Linked DNA regions of Homo sapiens: region 2 is linked to region 1. The links are chromatin contacts, found by Hi-C or POLR2A ChIA-PET in ENCODE. All regions are on one chromosome and are shown on one strand. Each heading gives the region's core, a stretch centred on a gene start or an enhancer-like site at or near the end of the contact. The rest is flanking DNA. Distances are from core to core; before and after follow the strand shown.

The links. Hi-C counts contacts between places; a loop is a spot of excess contacts on that map. ChIA-PET counts read pairs that join two places held with the same protein, here RNA polymerase II (POLR2A). Pooled maps may share reads with other maps.
Region 2: a map of OCI-LY7 shows a loop between it and region 1 (2.8-fold over the local background). The contact joins two enhancer-like sites. A Hi-C loop is called at or near these places in 4 of 168 maps with a recorded cell type or tissue (CD8-positive, alpha-beta T cell, IMR-90, OCI-LY7 and 1 more), 2 of 37 single-sample maps with no recorded cell type and 1 of 50 pooled maps. POLR2A ChIA-PET finds 5 or more read pairs at or near these places in 3 of 52 experiments (H1, MCF 10A and OCI-LY7).

What each region holds. Positions count from the first base shown.
Region 1 is chr3:55,687,508-55,693,468 of GRCh38, forward strand. All of the region lies in intron 16 of ERC2 (ELKS/RAB6-interacting/CAST family member 2), which reads right to left. Among named protein-coding and RNA genes, the nearest start is that of ERC2-IT1, 31 kb to the left of the region's middle. Within about 2 kb of position 3,389, at least 2 of the 41 ENCODE cell types and tissues checked have a DNase peak (open chromatin) inside an H3K27ac peak, as active enhancers do; they include OCI-LY7, where a contact is called at or near this core.
Region 2 is chr3:55,721,914-55,727,874 of GRCh38, forward strand. The region is part of intron 15 of ERC2 (ELKS/RAB6-interacting/CAST family member 2); the gene reads right to left. Among named protein-coding and RNA genes, the nearest start is that of ERC2-IT1, 65 kb to the left of the region's middle. Within about 2 kb of position 2,943, at least 2 of the 41 ENCODE cell types and tissues checked have a DNase peak (open chromatin) inside an H3K27ac peak, as active enhancers do; they include OCI-LY7, where a contact is called at or near this core.

The sequences.
Region 1 (5,961 bases), core at 2,139-4,638:
ACCAGCGAAGTATCACTTTCAAATAGCCTACTGCCTTTGTGGGAACTCAGCCACGGTCTCTGCCTGGAAGGTCCACCTGGCTACCTTGCTGGAAGGGGTGCAAGGAGATGATCCTGGTTATAACTAGGTCTGGTGTGGGCAGTCTTCAGACTCGCCTCCACCCCTAATTCATTCATGGCTTCTCTAAAGCTTCTGAAACTTCAAGCCCCAGGACTTTGCAACGTTTGGCTGCACAAGTCATGAAAGCAAGATCACAGTGTGGAATTTATGATGTGCCCTGAGCCTGGGCTCAACCAAAGCAGATGCTGTTAGCATTTCCAACTGCAGGCTTGGCCAGAGCCGGGAAAAACAGACACATCTGTAAAGGAAAACAATAGGCTTAGGCATGAGCCTGCAAATGTGGGGCACCGAGCCTCATCAGGGTACTAGTAGGTTTTCTGCTAAGGTCAAGTCCAAACCTTCCCTCTGGAGACCATTCATTCTGTCTTTTATTTCTCCTGCTTCCTGGAATGCTTAGTCCATGGATGAATGTCTCTGTTCAGGTGATGGGGTCAGGTATGGCTATAAACTCTTACATGACTTGTATTTATTATAATCTCTGGGGCCCATTTGCAGGTAAGATCCCCCGCCAAAACAGGAAAGTCCTAGCCAGGTTCAGAAATCTGCTTCCTGCTCTTTTAAAAATAAGCGTTAGCTTATTTCTGAGCTGGGATAGAAAAGAGCCAGTATGTATTTGCACCTCCTCCAGGTTAGAAAGAGTGCTGACGGCTTCTGTGTTTCCTCCCTGAGGCTCACCAAGGCCCAGTGACACAGGTGTCAGGAGGTTCTTTGTGCAGATATGGAAAGGAAGGCTCAGGGAGGGAGGTCAGGTAGCTCACCAAAGGACACCTGGCCAGCAGCTGGGGAGCCAGGGTCAAATTCCAGCCTGTCTAACCACAAAAGTACACCCTTCTGACTCCACCATATGAGCCGAGAAGCCACAAAAAGAAGAGTTCACTTTGACCCCAGAAGACATTTGTTGGTTCTGCTTAGCTCAGCTCTAGAGTACGTTGAACTTGGTCCTGCCTTCTTTCCAAGCTGTTGAAGACCATGGTTGGAACTAGAAGCTACAATTTAGTTGGGTCCCTCTGGCTCTTGGAAGAAAGGGGTCTTCATATGCAAGTGGAAGCTATTTACGTGGACATATCAGCAGCACCCCAACACATTTTAAGATCTCTGAGGGGAAAGGCAGCACCTTCACCTCCTTCATACTGTGCCATGATTCTCAGATGTGGGAACTTAGATATTTCTAAATGAGTAATTATGGAAGGCTCAGTTCTCACTGTTTTGAATGACTGGATTCCTCTGAAGGAATATGCTTCCTGGATTCCCAGAGTTCCTTACGATTGCCAAGATTGTGTTGACTTGTGTCTTCTCAGAATGACTCTTCCCCTCTTCTATCGCACGAGCCACATCTCTGGTTTATTCTTCTACACCCCAGTGGTGAAAGCGAAACTTCATTGGCTGAGGGGGATCACAGTAGGAGATGTCCATATTTTAAAAGACACACTGGGGTGTCTCTCAAGGGAGAGGCAGGTACTGGAGAATCTGTGCAGCCTGGATTGGTTCTTCTCAGCAAGTTCACCTCACTAGGACACGCTGAGGCAGGGCAGCCACCTGAGACCACTTTGTCAAGCCATCAAGAACGTTATAGAAGTTTGGGTGGCCTTTTCCTCCACTTCTAATATAACATCTTTAAGTGCTTCCTCAATTTTTTTTTTTTGCATCGTCATTATAGGGCAAATTGAAGAAACTAGTTTTCTATTTCCTTCAAGCAAAATAGCTGTGACAAACTAGTCTTTGGTGCACTGTGCCAGTTCATTCAGCTCAAGGACATCAGATACCCAGCTGAAGATGAGAATGGTCGAAGCCTCTATGTCGGCCAACAATATTGTTTGGGAGCTTAAAATCAACATCTGCTAAAAGCGGAACCATTGCCAGATAACCATAAAAAAGGGTGGGAGTGAAGACAGGCTTTATTTTCGCTCCTTCATCGATCAGTCATTAACACTTGGCTTTGTTAAACAAAGTGAAAATTGTGTTTTTAACATGACTCTGGTTCTGCCATTTCCTTCATGGTAGGCAATCAAATTTCCTTTTGACTCTTCATTTCCTCAGCTGCTTAAAAAAGAAAATGAGGGGAGGCTGAGGCAGGAGAATCGCTTGAACCTGGGAGATGGAGGTTGCGGTGAGCCGAGATCGCGCCATTGCACTCACTCCAGCCTGGGCAACAAGAGCGAGACTCCGTCTCAAAAAAAAAAAAGAAAAAAAAAAGAAAAGAAAAGAAAATGGGACTACCATATCCTGGCCCTGATGCTTCATAGGTTTGCTGTGCAAATTAAACCCAAGAATGTAAATTAAACCACTTTGTGGATGTTACAGACTTAGACCAATATAACTAGACATATCATCCCTGTTGGTAGCATTAAGAGTTGATTACTAGTAAAACAAATTATTTGATATTACACTAAAGCTGAAGGCAAAATGGTGTGTCTAAAAAGGATCTGATGGGGTACAAAATGATTCTTAAATATTTTAGAGTCTCTGGGCTGTTCAAAATTGACATTATTAAGATCATTAATAGATGGATGCCCAAATCCGAATTTTTAAAATGCTATTGGTCTGTAAGGTGGTTTCCTGCAATAACAGACTTTGTGAGTGTGTGCAGGGTATGTTTAAAGGATGCTTCCTACTCCCTTTCCTCTGCTGGTCCCTTATCTTTGGAGTGCTGCAAGTGCCTGGAGTGTTGTAAGTCAAACATGATCCCTATTACATCAGTTATAGAAAAAAAGAGAGGCAATGGTGTTTAGCAATATAAAATGGATTTCCCTGCTTCCCGACATTTCAAGGTTGGCCACCCCCTCTCAATGGGGGAGCTAAAGTGCTGCCTCTTAGACAAATGCGACTGGATTAAAGCAGCAAGTTGAAAAGAAATCAACCCTCCAATGTTGCCAAGATGCGTTGCATCTGTAAGCTGGAGAGTGCAGGCTATGTCTGAAAAACCCCTGTTGACTCAAAGGATACTGCAACAAATCTCTTAATGTAACCCTAATACTGCAAACAAGGTGTAAAACCTAGACAAATCAGTAAAAGAAAAAAAAAACACTCTACCCCAAATAGCATAAGACTGAATGAAATCTTCAGTAGGCTCAAACCTCCTTTAAGGAAAAATCCTTTTCTAACAGGAGGATCCTGATGCATTAAGCAGCTCTGCATTTTTCCCATACTCAGTGAAGACCCTACCTGGCAGGGCTTATTAATCATGCCCTCATGTGCTCACATGCAGGGAATTAGCATCGCACCCAGATTAAAGGGCTTTGACAATAACCTGCTCATCTGCAAAGCCAGCTTCCCAACTGCTGCGTAACTCCGCCTCCCTCCCTCTCCTGTAGCTCTTAATGGTTGGGTGAGCATGTAACTGCTGGTAGAGGAAGGAGGCAGTTAAATACCTCCCACAACAACAGTTCAGACATTTGTCCCCATTTCCTTCTTTACCTGTGGCCTCACAGAGAGCCACTGCAGGGTTACTCTACAGCTTCTGCTCTTAAAAACAAGCAAACAAATAAACTGCCCCTTTTATTTCCCAAGGGTGGGAAATCACATATGCCGTCTGGCTCACTTTCTAGTAGTTTTGGGGATTTTTAGTAGTCTCTGAGGGATAAAGAAAAAAGAGACATCTGCGATATCTTTCTATTTCTTAACCTGCTAAACACAGTATCCTCCAATCTACTTGTGAGAAAAGAAGTATTGGGAAAGAGGCAAGTGGCTCTCAAGAGCTATTTCAAAATGCATGCCAGGATATCCTTGGCTACAGTTCTGAAAGGACTGGCCCAGGAGTGGCAACGGTCAAAACTTCTGAACCCTTCTCCCATGCAATACACATCAGCACCAATAAGAGGTTTCTTCATGGGTTGTTGAATCTGAAGGCTTCATCCCCACGTGAAACAAAACTCAAGGCTCCTTCCAAGAAGTGGGCCATGACATTAGATTTGCAATGCAAAAAAAAAAAAAAAAAAAAAAAAAAAAAATATATATATATATATATATATATATATACTGTCTCTTATCTGGGCAAGCTTTAGACATACTAGCTTGGTTGGAAACTGATATTAAAAGCCTAAAACATGTAACTTTTCTTATCAGGTTACTATCATGGGGAACTAAAGATTCCTGGTTTTTTGTATGTTCCATAACTATACTTTAGTAAGCCCTGATATACGGTGTTAATTTTTCTTCAGTGAAGGAAACATGAAGATATATTTATGTGCACACATACATATATATGTATATATAACGTATATTCAAACATGCACTCAGAGGAAGTTAGGGAGAGAAGTTTCTAGCTAAACATGATCTTGTGAAATTCTTCCATATGTGGAAAAGTCGTCAGTTCATCTGACATAGAGCAATACATACATATATACACACAGGATGCTATGTATACATTTATCCCACATTCATTTAACCTCAAAACATAAAATAAATTCTTTTTATTCCTCCCTAAGCAAAAGCTAGGAATAACAACTCTATATACAGAATTCATCTTCTGGGGGCAACAGAGCAGGTTGGACCCCTTGCCTGTCTGTCAGAGTTCAAAGGGCTGCACATTGACTAATCTGTTGGTGAAAGTGCAAGGGAAGCAGAGCATCAATCAGAAAAGCTGGCCCTGCATTCACAGAGAGGGGCTCAGTGGGAGTACGGGATCCCACGGCCTCAAGCTGGTGCCCCAGGAGGGGCTGCTGTGACTGCTTCATTCTTCTGTTGGACTGTGAGGCCCCACCAACTTCTTGTGGACTAAGCATAAAATGCAGAAGGAGGACAAAAGCAGGTGGGTTTTATGAAAAAAGAACTAGGGCCAGGAAACACATGGGCCTGGAGCTGTCACCTGCCTCCAGCCACAACATCGATGAGGACATAATTGCAGGGATGGCTGGAAATTCCCCTCTTTAAGGAATGCTCTTATAGGATGCTGACTAATTCTACCTGAGAGCAGTACCCAAGGCTCAGGTGTATGCAGAATGGACAGAGGTAGGAGGTGAGAGAGCAAAAGCCCTGCTTTTCTTTTCTGAGCCAACTCTACCTTATGGCTCTTTTGCCTGTAGAAAGAGGGGAGAAGGGACATATTTAGGGACCAGAAATCTCAAAACCAAGGCAGTGAGTGCTGCAGCCTCTCTGAAGCAGAGTATAGGTTCAGTACTGTAAGCATCTGCCTATATGCAAGAATCCAGAATCCAAACACAGAAAGGAAAAGCAGATTCCTATCAACCATTATAAATTAGGTCACTGGGATCATTTTACTGTATCTTAAAATACAATCTGTGTATCAGTTCTGTGACCAGAGTTTGAAGAGAAGGCCAAATCTAGGCATGGGTTCTTTAGTAACCAAGAAATTTGATGGCTTATGGCAAAACAACATGTGTCCCAAGTAGAATTCTATGGGAATTTTCAGCAGAAAATGGAAGTGAACATTCAATGCTCTGAAATATGTCCAATGGTACAAACACGCACTTTGGCTGAGAGCCAACACATGCTGGGACCACACAGTCATCAGGAGCAGCAGAGAAAGCACCAAGGATTACTATTTATATCCACAGACAGATTCTGGAAATTACCAAGTAGAGTGGATAATATTTAGGATTAGGGCAATCAATTTCCTAGGACAAGATCCATAGAATGGACAGACACCTTAAAGTTCAGAATGCAATAGGGAAAACCTAGCTTCTACCACAGAAAAGTCACTCTCTGAAAGTACCCCTAGCACCCTGGCTGATCTGACAGCAGCCCTTAGCAGAATAAAGCATCCTCTGTTTTGCTCTGGGGGCATGGTTTGCTCCAGATCCTTACATGTTCAGAGGCTCAGGGGAGAGTGAGCAAGGGAATGTGAGTCTTGGCAATCCACTGCCAAGAACCCTCTGTGACCCA
Region 2 (5,961 bases), core at 1,693-4,192, 34 kb after region 1:
TTTGTAATTCTAGGAGTGCTGGGCCATGAGAAAGAGGAAATAAGCCAGCTGCAAGATAATCAGTTAATTGTAGTTTCTGGGGCGTAAGAACAGCCTTGGATTTAGACCTTCTGAGTTGCCATTCTTGTGGGTTTTCACTGTTTTCTGGGATGACCACCTCTCTATCTGATCTAAAGTTATAGTCTTTTTGCCCAATTCCATTCCCAGGCTGTGTCAAAGATCATTTGAATGAAGATTTTTTGGTTGTGCCCAACGGGGTCATGTCTCAGTGGCTATATCAGGGCAGAGATAAGAGAATGGGGTTGGGTTGTTGTATGCATATTAAAAAAAAATAATAATGTCATCTAAACACTAGTGTTGTGGGGTTCTGGCTCCCCCACCTTGTCAACTTAGCAACTGCACGTGGGGAGCTGGCCCAGAGGAACAGATTCCAACTTTCCTGGCTGCAGTTTGTCCTCACTGAGGTCTCCCCTCCATGCACAGGGCTTCCACATGGCTCACCCCCCACTTGGCTGGAAAACTCTAGTGCTTTCCCGGGCAGGGTATCTGTGGAACACCCTATTCAAAATCAGCTCCCCAAATCCCTCATAGAGCATCATCTTTGGTTTTTCCCATAGTATTTATTATCGTGCAACATGCCCTACATTTGATGTCTTTATTTTGTTTCTTGTTTCTTCACTGGAATAGTTGGGGCAGGGAATTGTCTGTTTTGTTCACTGTTGTGTCTCCGGTGTCCAGATAGTATCTGGAACGTAGTACATGCTCAACAAATATTTGCTGGATAAACTGCCTACTTCTTTCCATGCCCACCTAAGTTTTGAAAATCTCTCTCTGCCTCTTGTTGTCTCTGTTTACTGATCACTTGCACTTCCTGTAGTAGGATTCTGCCCCAAATCTATGAGTGGCATGTTTTCAGAATGTAGCCTGAAAAATTTAACACGAACAGTTGACATTTATTTAAATATTTACGAATGTCAAGTCCACTGTAGGAGACGGCCATTTCTTAATGCTCTAAAATCTTAAAACTACCCACAAGTCTAATAATTCAACTCTTGGGCATTAATCCTAAAGAAAATAACATAAAAAATAAAAGACTTATGTACTAAGATGTTCATCACAGTGTGATTATAAAAGTGAAAAGCTAGAAACAAATCAAAATCCCCAAAACAGAATGGTAAAATTAATGACTGCAAAATGATGGAAATCATAAACCAAGAAATATGTTTTCGAAGGCTTTTAAGGACATGGGAAAATGCACAAAATATTAAATGTTTAAAAGGCTAAACAAACTTTATTATGTAGTATGTCATGTCTTTGTTCAAATATATATGTAGACAATGGAATGTAGGAAACTATAAATCTTAGTGACAGTTATTTCTGAGTAGTGGGATTATGGGTAACTTTAGTTTTTTATTTACATTTTTTGAAGTTTCTATTATGAGCAAATATTATTTCTATGATAAAAGATGTATCTCTATGCTTTCAACTATGGAAAAGCTCATTTACATAGAAAGAATGCTACAAAATCAAATCCTTATTACCTTTTAATCTAGTGCATTATTAAGGGGTAACATTGAAAAAAAACAATAAACAAGGGAGATTCTGGAACTTTTAGTGTGTTGCAGAGAATCAAAAGAAGAAAGTGACATCTTCCCCAAAAGAATATAAAGTTGAGAAAGATTAAAGGCAAACTACTGGAAATTTTAAATTCCAAGTCTGATAAATGTCTTCCTGTAATCATGAGAGGAGAGGGTGAAAAATCCTTTTCCTTAATTTTCAGGAAAAAAATCCTGATACTATTATTTGAAAAAGCTGAAAAAGAAGAAGTTCTGAAGCCAGGAAAGGACAGACCTGGTGTGCACCACAATGGTGATCAATGACAAAATCAATATCACTTTAACACAGCTTTTCAAGGGGCAGTATGAAGCAAAAAGGAAGTGAAAAGGGGCTTTTCTTTCATTTTGAAATCCAGCATCAGGAGGACACAAGGGCAGGAAGTGGGATCTTTTTTCAATGTATTTGAAATGATAAGGTGAAGACAGGCTGAAAGGACTTTTAATTATATGATGAGAGGAAGGAACGGAGGGAGAGAGAGAAAGGGACCAGGAAAAACCTGGTTTTATATGTTAAATGATGAAAAAGAAAATGTAAAACTAAAGAGAAAAAGGCTTTCCAACAGATACCTTGAGAATGAAACACAAAGGCTGCAGGAGGTAAGTGCCAACATTTCTTGCAAGAAAACCAAAATGACAGCACACTTGATTGAGCCTGCAGCCTTCTCCCCTAGTGGCAACCGGTGATGTCTGGTGATGCAGGAAGAGATAAGTCGCCCTTCCCAGCCTGCACATGGTGGCCTCAGGTCATGGCGGGAGCCAGCAGGGGCCAGGCGAGAAGGGTCAGGAGGGGTGGGGAGTGGTTGCTCAGGGTCACAGAATAAAGCCTTCTTTATTCTGCTTTTTAGCCTCAAGTTTACAGGGGCTAAGACCTAACTGAAGTATTGCACCAATTCAGGGATAGCTCCTGGGAAGAGCATGGAAAAGCTTCAATGTGAGTCCCATTTGGGCTCTGGTTCCACCCCTTACCAGCTGTGGCATCTCTGCATAGTTCCTGAACCCAAGTTTCCTCATCTGTAAAACAGAATTATTAACATCTGGTTTTTAGGGTTGTCATGAGGATTAAATGAGATAATATATTTAAAATCCCTAGCCCAATGCCAAGTATACAATAAGAGCTCAAAAACTGTTGGTTCCTCACATTCTAAAATGTGAATAGAAAAACAATGATGAAAAGCAAGGTCTCTGCACACATTATACCCACTCCTAAGCCTCACTGAAGCAATGTCAGTCTAATAACTCCCAAAATCCACACAGTCTAACAGCTGGATTCCTCCCCACAAAGCCTAATGGCTCCCTGGTGGCCAACATCTTGGGAAGTTTCTCCTGTACACACTCTACTTTGGTGGTGGATCTGAATGTTCTCTGAGGCGGTAATGAACAGGTTAAAGTTGAAGGGATTTCAAACATGTCTAATCCAATAAGAGGCTTGGTAAAACATGCGTTATCACTTAAAGAATAAATGTTTAAAAATAGAGCACAGATGTGAAATTTGAATAAAAAGAGAGAGAGAGCACAGTGAGAGATCTTCTTGGCATTTGCATGCTATTCCCTGTTTTGGTCACCTTCAGCTAAGCCTGTTATTCTGATATGCTCTGCCAACTGCTCAGTGCTGTGGGGTGCTTCAAGTTACTGAAGCAAAGTTGGCAAATCACTCTGAAATTTAAAAATCAGAGCCACCTCCCCCTTTATGCATTTCTAAAAGCCAGGGAACACAATGGTAAAGTTGATCTTTTCAAGTTTTTCTAAACTAATACTTAAAAAGCAAAGAGTGAGTTTCTCCACTCCTCCTAAAACTAGCAATACTTGTACTGGGATCCTTAAAACCCTAAGAGAAAGTATCATGGTTAAATAGGCATTTGTCACAAAAGGTGGGCTACAGATTGCCAATCACAGAATTCATGGGAATTTCTACTTATGTAGAAAGCATTCTCTGATTCCTCCAGCAGGCAAAGGTTTTTGAACTTCAGTAACATCTCTGCAACAAAAAAAAATAGCACTTTGTCCTATTTTATCTTTCATGAGCTAGTATCTATGATACTGCTAGTAGAGATGATAAAACTCCAAGGCTTAAGGACAAAATCAACACCTCCTATAGCCAAAGAGTGCCCATAAGTGCTCCATGCATGTTTAGGGAGATGAACTAAAATATGTTTAAAACAGAGCTTTCACCCAAGGAAGACACTCAAGTGAGAGACTCACACAGTTGGCCATCAGGTCAGCTTGATGCTCTGGGAAGATGCCCTTCTGATAGGGATTTGAAAAATGCATGAAATCAGAGAAAATACTTTGCCTCCATATTCACTGAGTGCTATTTTTTGTTGCAAGGGCAAACTGAGTGGATTCCCTGAGTACTGGGGTTGAGGCACCAGCTGCCTAGGATAAAGAATGTTTCCAGGCTAAGAGAGCAGATGAGTGTCTTACCCAATTGCTTGGACATTAAGAGGAAATTGTTTACAGTAACACTGAGCAGTTCAGGCTTTACCTCCATAAGAATAACCTGCCAGATCTGAGTATTTCTTTTTTTATTAAAAGGGGTTCTCTAGAATAGACTGTAAAGACACTTTGCACTGAAGTCAAAAATAAATAGAGATGTGGCTAGATTCTACCGGTGGGACACAAACAGCTTAACCCAAAGTGGGTCTGCTGTAAAAACCAATACATTTGCATTTTAGCAATTTGATCTGGACCAAGTCTGTGATGCATTACAATGCTGGGATCAAATCAAGCTTTTCTGGAGGTAATCCAAACACAACAGGAGGCTATGGGAACCCTACTGCATGGGGTTCCTCTACTGCTGTTTAACTGTGCTAACCTCCTGAACCATAAAGGGTAATTAAAAGTCATCTGCACATGAAGCACTGAAAGTGTAAATGGGAAGCACAACCGTGGCTTCTAGCAGAGGGGAGAAGAAATGTCTGGCTAAACACTCCACTCAGGTGCTTCTTACTTTCCTGGACAGGACGGGTCTACCTCTGCTGAGATCCAATTTTGACTAGGATTCCATCCTTGTAGGTGGCTCTCCTGAACACATTCCAGGGCAGCCTCTGCCTTCTCCCATTTTTTACCACATCTGCGACTAATCCTTGTAGACTAATCCTTGTAGACAGTCCTATGATTTTCGGACAACACAGGGCAGAGAGGCTCTACCTAAATAGATTACATTACATGCAACTTGTTATGGCCTCCAGAATGTTTACCTAGACATGGGACTTTTTTTTCTGCAAACCCCATGGGAGGGGGATCACAGAGAACCAGGGGACTAGTCTCCTGGTCTTAATGCCTTCCTGCTCTAGCTGACCTATGTGTTTCCTGGTGGCCAAAAGCAATGCCCAGAACTGGTAGGAAAAGGAAAAGAAAACCAAGTACAATTTATCTCTGATCTCAAAAATAGTCTAACTAGTTCTGAGAAATAAGCTGGTTCTCATTTTAACTAAACAATAATGTCTGGCCCTCATTTTAAAAAGGCATGTTCATCAAGGATGTGTGTATCACTACTTCAGCACACAGGGGAGCATTTGAGAATACGGCTTACGGGGTAAGATTTAGTTTTAAGCTTTCTTCAAAAACCCCTTAGTAGCAGGCAAATCCAGTGATTTCAGAATTAATTATTTTGATGTCAGTCCTTTTTTCAAGGGTGAAGAAAAAGAGTTGGGGAGATTGGCTCCAAGACACCAAAAAAGGAAAGGTGGTAATTTTCTTATATTTTTTAGAACTGGCCTCCATAGAAAAAGAACCAAATCAAAATTTAACTGATTCCCAATTGAGGCCCTCTCTCAAAACTGCACAAATCTGCAAGCAAGATTATTTTTAAAAAGAAGCGAAGTAAAAGTATCAGAGGTATGTGCCTGTAAAGAAACAGAAGTGAAAGGAATACAAAAGTTGGATAGTTTTAGATATCTACTCTACCAAACTAGAATCAATCCTTTATCTTTTTTTAATGCAACAAGTAGCAGAAAGTTAATTTGTACTGCTCTTTTACCTTTATACCATGCTCAGCCTAGAACTAACCCAAATGTCAACACCTGAAGAGCATCACAAAGATTCTTTTATTGTTAAGCACAATTGGAATTTCTGAACTCATTTCATATCACTTTTAGCTTTATTGACAGATGTTTAACAAGAGTTAAAACATTTCTAGGCAAATTGATTTATGAGATACTCAGGAGTTTTCAGGGATGAAATGGACGGATTCCCTTCATAACAGCAAGCAATCTCTGCTACTTCTGAGAACTCAGTGACATTTTACTCAAAAAGAGCCCAAGAAATTGGAGGAGATTTGAACTAGAAGAAGGTAAAAAAATTTGGAATAAAAGTCCAAAATTGCCGCCACCCCAATTAGTTCAAC